2 separate regions of the Homo sapiens genome follow, and region 2 is linked to region 1. A link is an interaction called in ENCODE POLR2A ChIA-PET data of the cell type or tissue named here. Cell type or tissue: HepG2. All regions are shown on one strand.

Region 1 (4,000 bases):
GTAAGGTCTGACTTACATTTGAGGTCAGATGTGACGACAGCAGGCCCATCAAGGAGAAGAAGAAAAGGAAAACCAATAGCTGTAAATAAAAACGTGCACTTATTATTACATTAAAATTACCTGTGCTGTCATTCTAAATAAGGCTGACACATTCCTCTTTAATTGAAATTTTTTACATCTAGGCCATAAATCCTTTAAGTGGATCTTAGAAAACTTTCCAATCACTTCTAGAGAGACAGCTTAATTGAGAATTAATTACTACTGGCTGGGTCATTTCACACTTGCCTTTAAACAAAGCTAGAAACAGTTTGAAAAAGTGACAAGAGCCAGAAAGAGAAGACTGCTGCGGTCTCCTTGGCTGTGCGCAGTCCCAACTCAGCATCATCTCCCTGCAAGGCCTCCTGTCAGAAGTGTTTGTAAAATCCTTGAAGATAAGCCCACAGGCTCCAGCCTAAAGTAGGGCCTGACTGGGCAGGGTCTCTGTGGACACTCCTCGCTGCACACTAGGGTCCTAAGGCCCTGGAGCCACTAAAATCCCTTCTAACAAAACTACACAAGAAACCTGAAGACGTACTCAGAAGAACCCCTGCAGGGTGGTTATAATCACCAAAACCCTGGGCGCTGCTGTCGATCCAGCTTTGAGCTGGTGTAAGTTGTGTGCTGACATGGCACCTATGCGTTGCGGATCTCGGGCTGGGCACAGAGGGCTGCTGCCTCCAGCTCTCTTGTGGGATGCTTGTTTCTGTTCCTGTTCTGCACACACCACCCTTGGCTCCCTGCACAGAGAGCTGTGTGGGTGTCACTGGTCTTGTGGGGGCAGTCAGGCTTTCCAGGGTGCAGCAACCAGGTGGGCAGTGGGTCTGAGTCGAACATGGTCCCTGGCCTGGAATTCAAGAGCAGCCTCTCCCACTCCTTTCCCTATGCCTATGGCTGCAGACGGTCCCATCCTTGCTGCCTCTTGTCCCCAGCACCCCAGGTCTGAGCTGTCTCACTGCAAGCTTATCTGGGGCTGTCCCTCAGCACATGAATCAAGGCTACTGCAGCATGAACACAGAAGGCACCACTTGAAGGCTGACAGCATTTACGCTGGGCTGTGATGAGGATAAAAATAAGCTGAAGAAACGCACTTCAAGCCTGGGCAACACAGTGAGACCCCCATCTCTTTTAATTTTTACTTTAAACAAATTTTTTTTTTTTGAGACAAGTCTCGCTCTGTCACCCAGACTGCAGGGCAGTGGCGTGATCTTGGCTCACTGCAGCCTCTGCCCCCTGGGTTCAAGTGATCCTCCTGCCTCAGCCTCCTGAGTAGCTTTACAGGCTATGGGATTGTAGGTGCGCACCACCACACCCGACTAATTTTTGTGTTTTTAGTAGAGACAGGGTTTCACCATGTTGCCCAAGCTGGTCTCAAACTCCTGACACCAAGTGATCCGCCTGCCTCGGCCTCCCTAAGTGTTGGGATTACAGGCATGAGCCACCATGCCTGGACTACAGACCCCCATCTCAGAAAAAATTACAAAATTAGCCGGGCATGGTGGCACACACCTGTAGTCTGAGCTACTCCAGAGGCTGAGGTAAGAGGATGGCTTGAGCCCAGAAGAGGCTGCAGTGAGCTGACTGCACCACTGCACTCCAGCCTGGGCGACAGTGAGACCCTGTCTCAACTACATACAACCATTTAAAAAACTGAAATTATTATTTTTACTAGTAAACTTGATAGTCAAAGTCTTACTCCAAGCCAGCTGGGCGTGGTGGCTCACGCCTGTAATCCCAGCACTTTGGGAGGCCAAGGCGGGAGGATCACGGGGTCAGGAGATCGAGACCATCCTGGCTAACACAGTGAAACCCCGTCTCTACTAAAAATACAAAAAAAAAAAAAAAAAAAAAAAGTCTTGCTCCAAGCCACATATTTGTCTTTAGAAAAACAGTTCATCAGACAAGCCCAGAGAAATAGCACTGATTGAAACCAAGCTTGCGAGAAAATAAATCAGTAAAAGAATTTCCTATCTTGCCTCCTCTCTCTCGCAGTCCAGCTTCTTTAGCTGCTTCCTGATGTTTTCTTCCCTGACTTGTTGAATCGCAAAGTGCAGTGCAGCAGCTGAGAGCCAGTCCGGGTTGGGTGCTGGGGAGGCAGCCTCAGGGGAGAGGAAACTGGGACAGAGAGAACGGGGTCATTGCAGGGCCTTACAACCATACAACCACGCCATAGAAACCAAGTCCTTATTCCCACCTGTCACCTTTGGGGCCTGCCTTTCCATCAGAGGACAGAGAAGGGTTTCAGGACCATCAGAAACTAGGTCTGCATCCCCCAGGTCCACGTGAGAGTGTGGGCAGGTGCTGGTGCTGCCCCCACAGCATCCTGGCGTTCTGAGAGCTGCTGACTGAGCAGGCAGCTGGCCTGGTCCTGTCTACCTTGCCCTGTGCTCTTGGGCCCCAGCTGCCTACATTTTGGAAGAAGAGGCCTCATTTTCCTCAGTTGCCCATGCCTGGCCCTGTGGATCAGGCATTCCCTCCTACAACAGAGAACAAAGGACTGCCTGGCTCTGGCCCCAGTGTGGTGTCTGAGTTTTCTGGCTGGTTAAAAAATTGGTAGGAAATTAATGAAACAATGCTGTGGTTTAAGAGACTTTAAATAAGCTGGGCATGACGGTTCACATCTGCAATCATAGCACTTCAGGAGGATCGCTTAAGCCCAGCAGTTTGAGATCTGCCTGGGCAACACAGTGAGACTCAATCTCAAATAAACAAAAACGAGGCAGGGCGTGGTGGTTCACGCCTGTAATCCCAGCACTTTGGGAGGCTGAGGCAGGCAGATCACCTGAGGTCGGGAGTTCGAGACCAGCCTGACCAACGTGGAGAAACCCTGTCTCTACTAAAAATACAAAATTAGCCAGGCATGGTGGCTCACGCCTGTAATCCCAGCTACTCAGGAGACTGAGGCAGGAGGATCGCTTGAACCTGGGAGGCGGAGGTCATGGTGAGCCGAGATCGTGCCATCTCACTCTAGGGTGGGTGACAAGAGTGAAACTCTGTCTCAAACAAAACAAAACAAAAAACAAAACTTCAGACAATCTGATCTGTGTTTGTAGAATTAGAACTGGAGGTGTGACCTGCTTTCTCCTTTTTTGAGATGGAGTTTCTCTCTCATTGCCCATGCTGGACTACAATGGCATGATCTCGGCTCACTGCAACCTCCACCTCCTGGGTTCAAGCAATTCTCCTGCCTCAGCCTCCTGAGTAGCTGGGACTACAGGCGCACACTATCACACCCAGCTCATTTCTGTATTTTCAGTAGAGATTGTTTCACATGTTGGCCAGGCTGGTCTCAAACTCCTGACCTCAGGTGATCCACCTGCCTTGGCCTCCCAAAGTGCTGGGATTACAGGTGTGCGCCACCGCGCCGGGGCCCTCTTCTCTTCTTTCAGCAGACGGCGAGCAGCCAAACCCTGAGGGGACCCGGTGTGGCATCAGTGATTCAAAACTAGTCACAAAGTAAGGTGTTCTCCAAGGAGGCAGGATGGGTACTAGCAGTGCCCTCTGACGACCCCTTAAGAACACGGCACCCACATTCAGCAGGTGGAGTGGCTGTCAGCTCTGTGGTCCTCAGAAGGGTGTGTGAGCCTGGATTGCGCCAGGAGCTTGATGGTTTGCAAGGACCCGTGAATATCTGACTGGGGTCGACAGGTCAGGGTAGGCTGAGAATCTGCATCCCTGAGGTCCCCATGACACTGACCCTACCAGCACGCGGTGCACTCTAGGAGCCCACATTAGATTTAAGAGGAAGGGGAGCAGGTGCAAAGGAATCACTCGAGCTCCTCACTCAGACGGGAGCCTGGGAGAGGCCGTTCCTCACTCAGACGAGACACTGGCAGAGGCTGTTTTTTTTTTTGTTTTTTTTCTGGACAGAGTCTTGCTCTATTGGCCGTTGGAGTGATCTCGGCTCACTGGAAACTCCACCTCCTGGGTTCAACTGATTCTCCTGCCTCGGCCTCCCCAGTAG
Region 2 (4,000 bases), 95 kb after region 1:
GGCTGGAAACACACCTGGTAATTAGGCAAATCAGCCCGTGCCGGGGAAGTCGAGGACACCTGGAGGAAGGGCCCAGCCTCGCCTGGCTTCTCTGTCCTCCTCATTCCAAAGACCCCTTCATTCCAGCGCGTGTGTCTCTCTGGGACTGAGGAGCGGGAGGAGTGCGTGGGAGTAGTTTAAAAGGAGTGTATGGGCCAGGTGTGGTGGCTCACACCTGTAATCCCAGCACTTTGGGAGGCTGAGGCTGGCGGATCACATGAGGTCAGGAGTTTGAGAACAGCCTGGCCAACATGGTGAAACCCCGTCTCTACTAAAAATACAAAAATTTGCTGAGCTTGGTGGCGGGCGTCTGTAGTCCCAGTTGTTTAGGAGGTTAAGGCAGGAGAATCGCTTGAATCTGGGAGGCGGAGGTTGTAGTGAGTCGAGATTGCGCCACTGCCCTCCAGCCTGGGCGACACAGTGAGACTCCATTTCAAAAACAAAAACAAAACAAACATAGGTTATTCTCTTACAGTTGAAGAGGTCAGAAACCCAGGATGATCCACCTGTCAGGGGTCAGCACCTGGACCCTCAACTGCCACTGTAAGCTCCTCTCGGTACATGCTCACAGGTTCTGGGGTTAGAACACAGACAGCTTTAGGGGCCGTGATTCTGCCGACTGCAGCGGACCGGGGGCCGAGAATCTGAGGGAGTGCCCACAACCCACCTCCAGATCCTCCTCCACTGTCTCCAGGTATTTCCTTGCGTCTCTCTCCATCCTCCCTTCCATCTCATTTTAATGCATTTCAGGGAAGTTGTGGATGGTAGGACGGTTCCCCTAAATACTTCAGCCTGTGTGGTATTAAGCAGACACCAACGTTTGTTTATAGTTGTTTCTTTTGAGGTGAAATTTACATACAGTGAAATGCAAGAATCCGGAATGTACATTCACCCAGAACGACCTTGACCTCTGCTGTGAAGGTCTCACCGCCCTGGAGAGCTGTGAAAAATATCCCCCGGCCGGGGGCGGTGGCTCACGCCTGTCATCCCAGCACTTTGGGAGGCCAAGGCAGGCGGATCACCTGAGGTCGGGAGTTCGAGACCAGCCTGACCAACATGGAGAAACCCCGTCTCTACTGAAAAAAAAAAAAAAGAAAAAAAGAAAGTTAGCTGGGCGTCGTGGTACATGCCTGTAATCCCAGCTACTGAGGAGGATGAGGCAGGAGAATCGCTTGAACCTGGGAGGCGGAGGTTGTGGTGAGCCAGGATTGCGCCATTGCACTCCAGCCTAGGTAACAAGAGTGAAACTCCAGCTAAAAAAAGAAAAAATCCTGCACCCCAGATTCCTGTTCTGTAGGTCTTTGCAGGCCCCAGGAATCTGTGTTTCCAAAGCTGCCCGTGCCTGGCCCGTCGCGTGGGTTCTGGAATTGCAGGTCTTCTCCCTCGAGCAGGACTCGAGGCTCCGTTGTCAGGCCTGTTAAATCCAGATCCGAGTCCTGCCCGGAACATCTGACTCTGACCCTCCCAGGTCAGCCTGAGAATCTGCATCTGTAACAAGTTCCCTGGTCTGCTGCTGCAGGAGTGAGGCACCCCACCCTCAGGGGACTCGGATGGTGGTGAGGGGGAAGAGTTGAGGTCTCCGTGTCAGCCCTGGAGCCAAGGCTAGGCCCAGGGTCAGACTCAGCTGGGTGGCCTTGGGTCAGTTCCTCACCCTCTCTGGACCTCTTGGACCGGGATTAATAGCATAGCCGCATCGTGAGGCGCATGTGACAGGGGTGCTTCTTAGCCAGGAGAGAGGGCACCTTCTCAGGTAGGATCTGACGCTGTCACCTCTCAGCTGCTGCCTTTCTGCTGTGACCAGCGGTGGGGTCCCCTTAGGGCTCACCTCAAGACTTGACACACGCCAGGCAGGGGCTGGGTCGGGATCCCTGCAGGAGCGGAGAAGCGGGGGATCAGGGGCACTGCTGAGGGCAGTTCTGTGGCCAACACACGCCTCCCGGACTCGGGTCTCCGCACGCACCTCCCGGACTCGGGTCTCCGCAGGCATTGATGCCTGGCATCCTGGGTTCTTGTTGAGGAGGAGGACGCCCCGTGCGGGGGGCGTGTGAGTTTATGGAACGAGTGGGTTGGTCTCAGCCAGGGATCAGCCACCGCCCTCTGAGACGAGCACTGGCGGAAGTGAGATGCAAGAGGAAGCTCACGGCTCAACCACATGGTTCCCTCTGACCCAAAGAGCAGGCTCTGTTTGCTAAACAAACACAGACTCCTGGTTTCGTGCGGGCGTTTCTCCCTCTGGGCTTCCATTTGCCTGCTCTCAGCAGCTTCTTTTTTTGTTTTTATTTTTTTTTCTGAGACAAGTCTTGCTCTGTCACCCAGGCTGGAGTGCCTCAGCTCACTGCAGTCTCCGCCTCCGGGGATCAAACGATTCTCCCACCTCAGCCTCCAGAGTAACTGGGACCACAGGCACACACCACCACGCTCAGCATTTTTTTTTTTTTTTTTTTTTTTTGTATTTTTAAGAGAGACGGGATCTTACCACATTGCCCAGGCTGGAGTGTAGTGGTGCAATCTCAGCTCACTGCAAACTCCACCTCCTAGGTTCTTGCCATTCTCCTGCCTCAGCCTCCTGAGTAGCTGGGACTACAGGAACCCACCACCATGCCCAGCTAATTTTTGTATTTTTTAGTAGAGATGGGGTTTCACCATGTTGGCCAGGCTGGTCTTGAACCCCTTACCTCAGGTGATCGGCCTGCCTCGGCCTCCCAAAGTGCTGGGATTACAGGCGTGAGCCACCGTCCCCAGCCTACAATAACTCTTATGGTAGGTGATTTCTCTGTTTCATCAGCGGGAACCAGGGAAGCTCAGGGAAGCACGGTGAGCCACGGAAGCCACACAGGCTGTCTGATGGCAGATCTGTGTTTGCCCCAGACCACCAGGCCCCCACCCTGAATTCTAAGACTGACTTGGGTGCTGCGGGCTTACTCACTCTCACACCTTGATTTCTTGACACTCGCACATCCACATGCTCCAAATCAAAGTGCAGAGTGCAATGAAGGGTGTCCAACAGCCCGTGCTAGGAGTGTTTTTCATCTGTGCAGCAGGCAGGTGGCTCTGTCTCCTCCTGCACTCAGGGGCTCCCCTCTCTTTTCCTCAGTGTGGGTCTTGGGTTTTCTCCGCACAAAGGGCTCTTGTTCTCTTTCATGGCTGCCCAGTGTCCCTGTGTGCAATCTAGTAGAGACGGGGTTTCACCATGTTGGCCAGGCTGGTCTTGAACCTTTTACCTCAGGTGATCTATCTGCCTCGGCCTCCCAAAGTGCTGGGATTACAGACGTGTCTCAAGTGGACACATCTGTGTTTCGAGTGTTAAACTGTTAGGAGGGGGCTGGGCGCTGTGGCTCACGCCTGTAATCCCAGCACTTTGGGAGGCCAAGGCGGGTGGATCACGAGGTCAGGAGATCGAGACCATCCTGGCTAACATGGTGAAACCCCATCTCTAAAAATACAAAAATTACTAAATACAAAAAAATTACTAAAAATACAAAAAATTAGCTGGGCGTGGTGGCGGGCGCCTGTAGTCCCATCTACTTAGGAGGCTGAGGCAGGAGAATGGCATGAACCCAGGAGGCAGAGATTGCAGTGAGCCGAGATCGCGCCACTGCACTCCAGCCTGGGCGACAGAGCGAGACTCCATCTCAAAAAAAAAAAAAAAACTGTTAGGGATGTCATGGGTGTGTGGCCGGGTGCCTGTGCCTTCCAGGAGTGTTGGCAGTGGGTGGGGGGCGGCGCTGATTTGAAAGTTGCTGCAGGGTGCCTGCTTTGGGCTGTTGCTAGTTCGTGGGTCTGCCAGGAATGGGTGTGCTGCGTCCCCCTGTCTGCCCTGGCCCTGGTGCTTCTGAGAGCACTCAGCCTGAGACCTGGGAAGCAGGAAACCCCTGGAGGCGGGAGAGATCAGAGATGGCTTCACTCACAGTCAGCGTTTAAGCAGCGGCCACGTGCGGGGGTTGGGCCCAATGTAGCCAAA

Evidence for each region. ChIA-PET counts read pairs that join two places held together with the same protein. Peaks named below come from ENCODE experiments on the same cell type or tissue, not always from the same donor. Only the 100,000 strongest peaks of a DNase experiment are listed, where the experiment ranks them.
Region 2: POLR2A ChIA-PET joins it to region 1 with 5 read pairs; 5 of 35 experiments call an interaction of 5 or more read pairs at or near these places.

The regions. Positions count from the first base shown.
Region 1 is chr16:89,740,788-89,744,787 of GRCh38, forward strand. ZNF276 (zinc finger protein 276) reads left to right here. Exons shown (of 11, transcript NM_001113525.2): 11 at 1-138. It overlaps FANCA (FA complementation group A), which reads right to left. Exons shown (of 43, transcript NM_000135.4): 37 at 2,013-2,151; 38 at 17-79. Among named protein-coding and RNA genes, the nearest start is that of ZNF276, 21 kb to the left of the region's middle. RefSeq lists enhancers at 1-20, 263-432, 548-717, 2,682-2,851, 3,348-3,517 and a silencer at 851-1,051. In HepG2, no CTCF peak of the experiment used is centred here; no DNase peak of the experiment used is centred here.
Region 2 is chr16:89,835,701-89,839,700 of GRCh38, forward strand. The region is part of intron 1 of SPIRE2 (spire type actin nucleation factor 2); the gene reads left to right. It overlaps LOC124903760 (a long non-coding RNA gene), which reads right to left and starts at 2,338. Exons shown (of 2, transcript XR_007065186.1): 1 at 2,000-2,338; 2 at 859-1,907. RefSeq lists enhancers at 1,336-1,958, 1,959-2,580. In HepG2, a CTCF peak has its summit at 3,091; DNase peaks (open chromatin) are centred at 931, 2,201 and 3,131; H3K4me3 peaks cover 1,045 bases.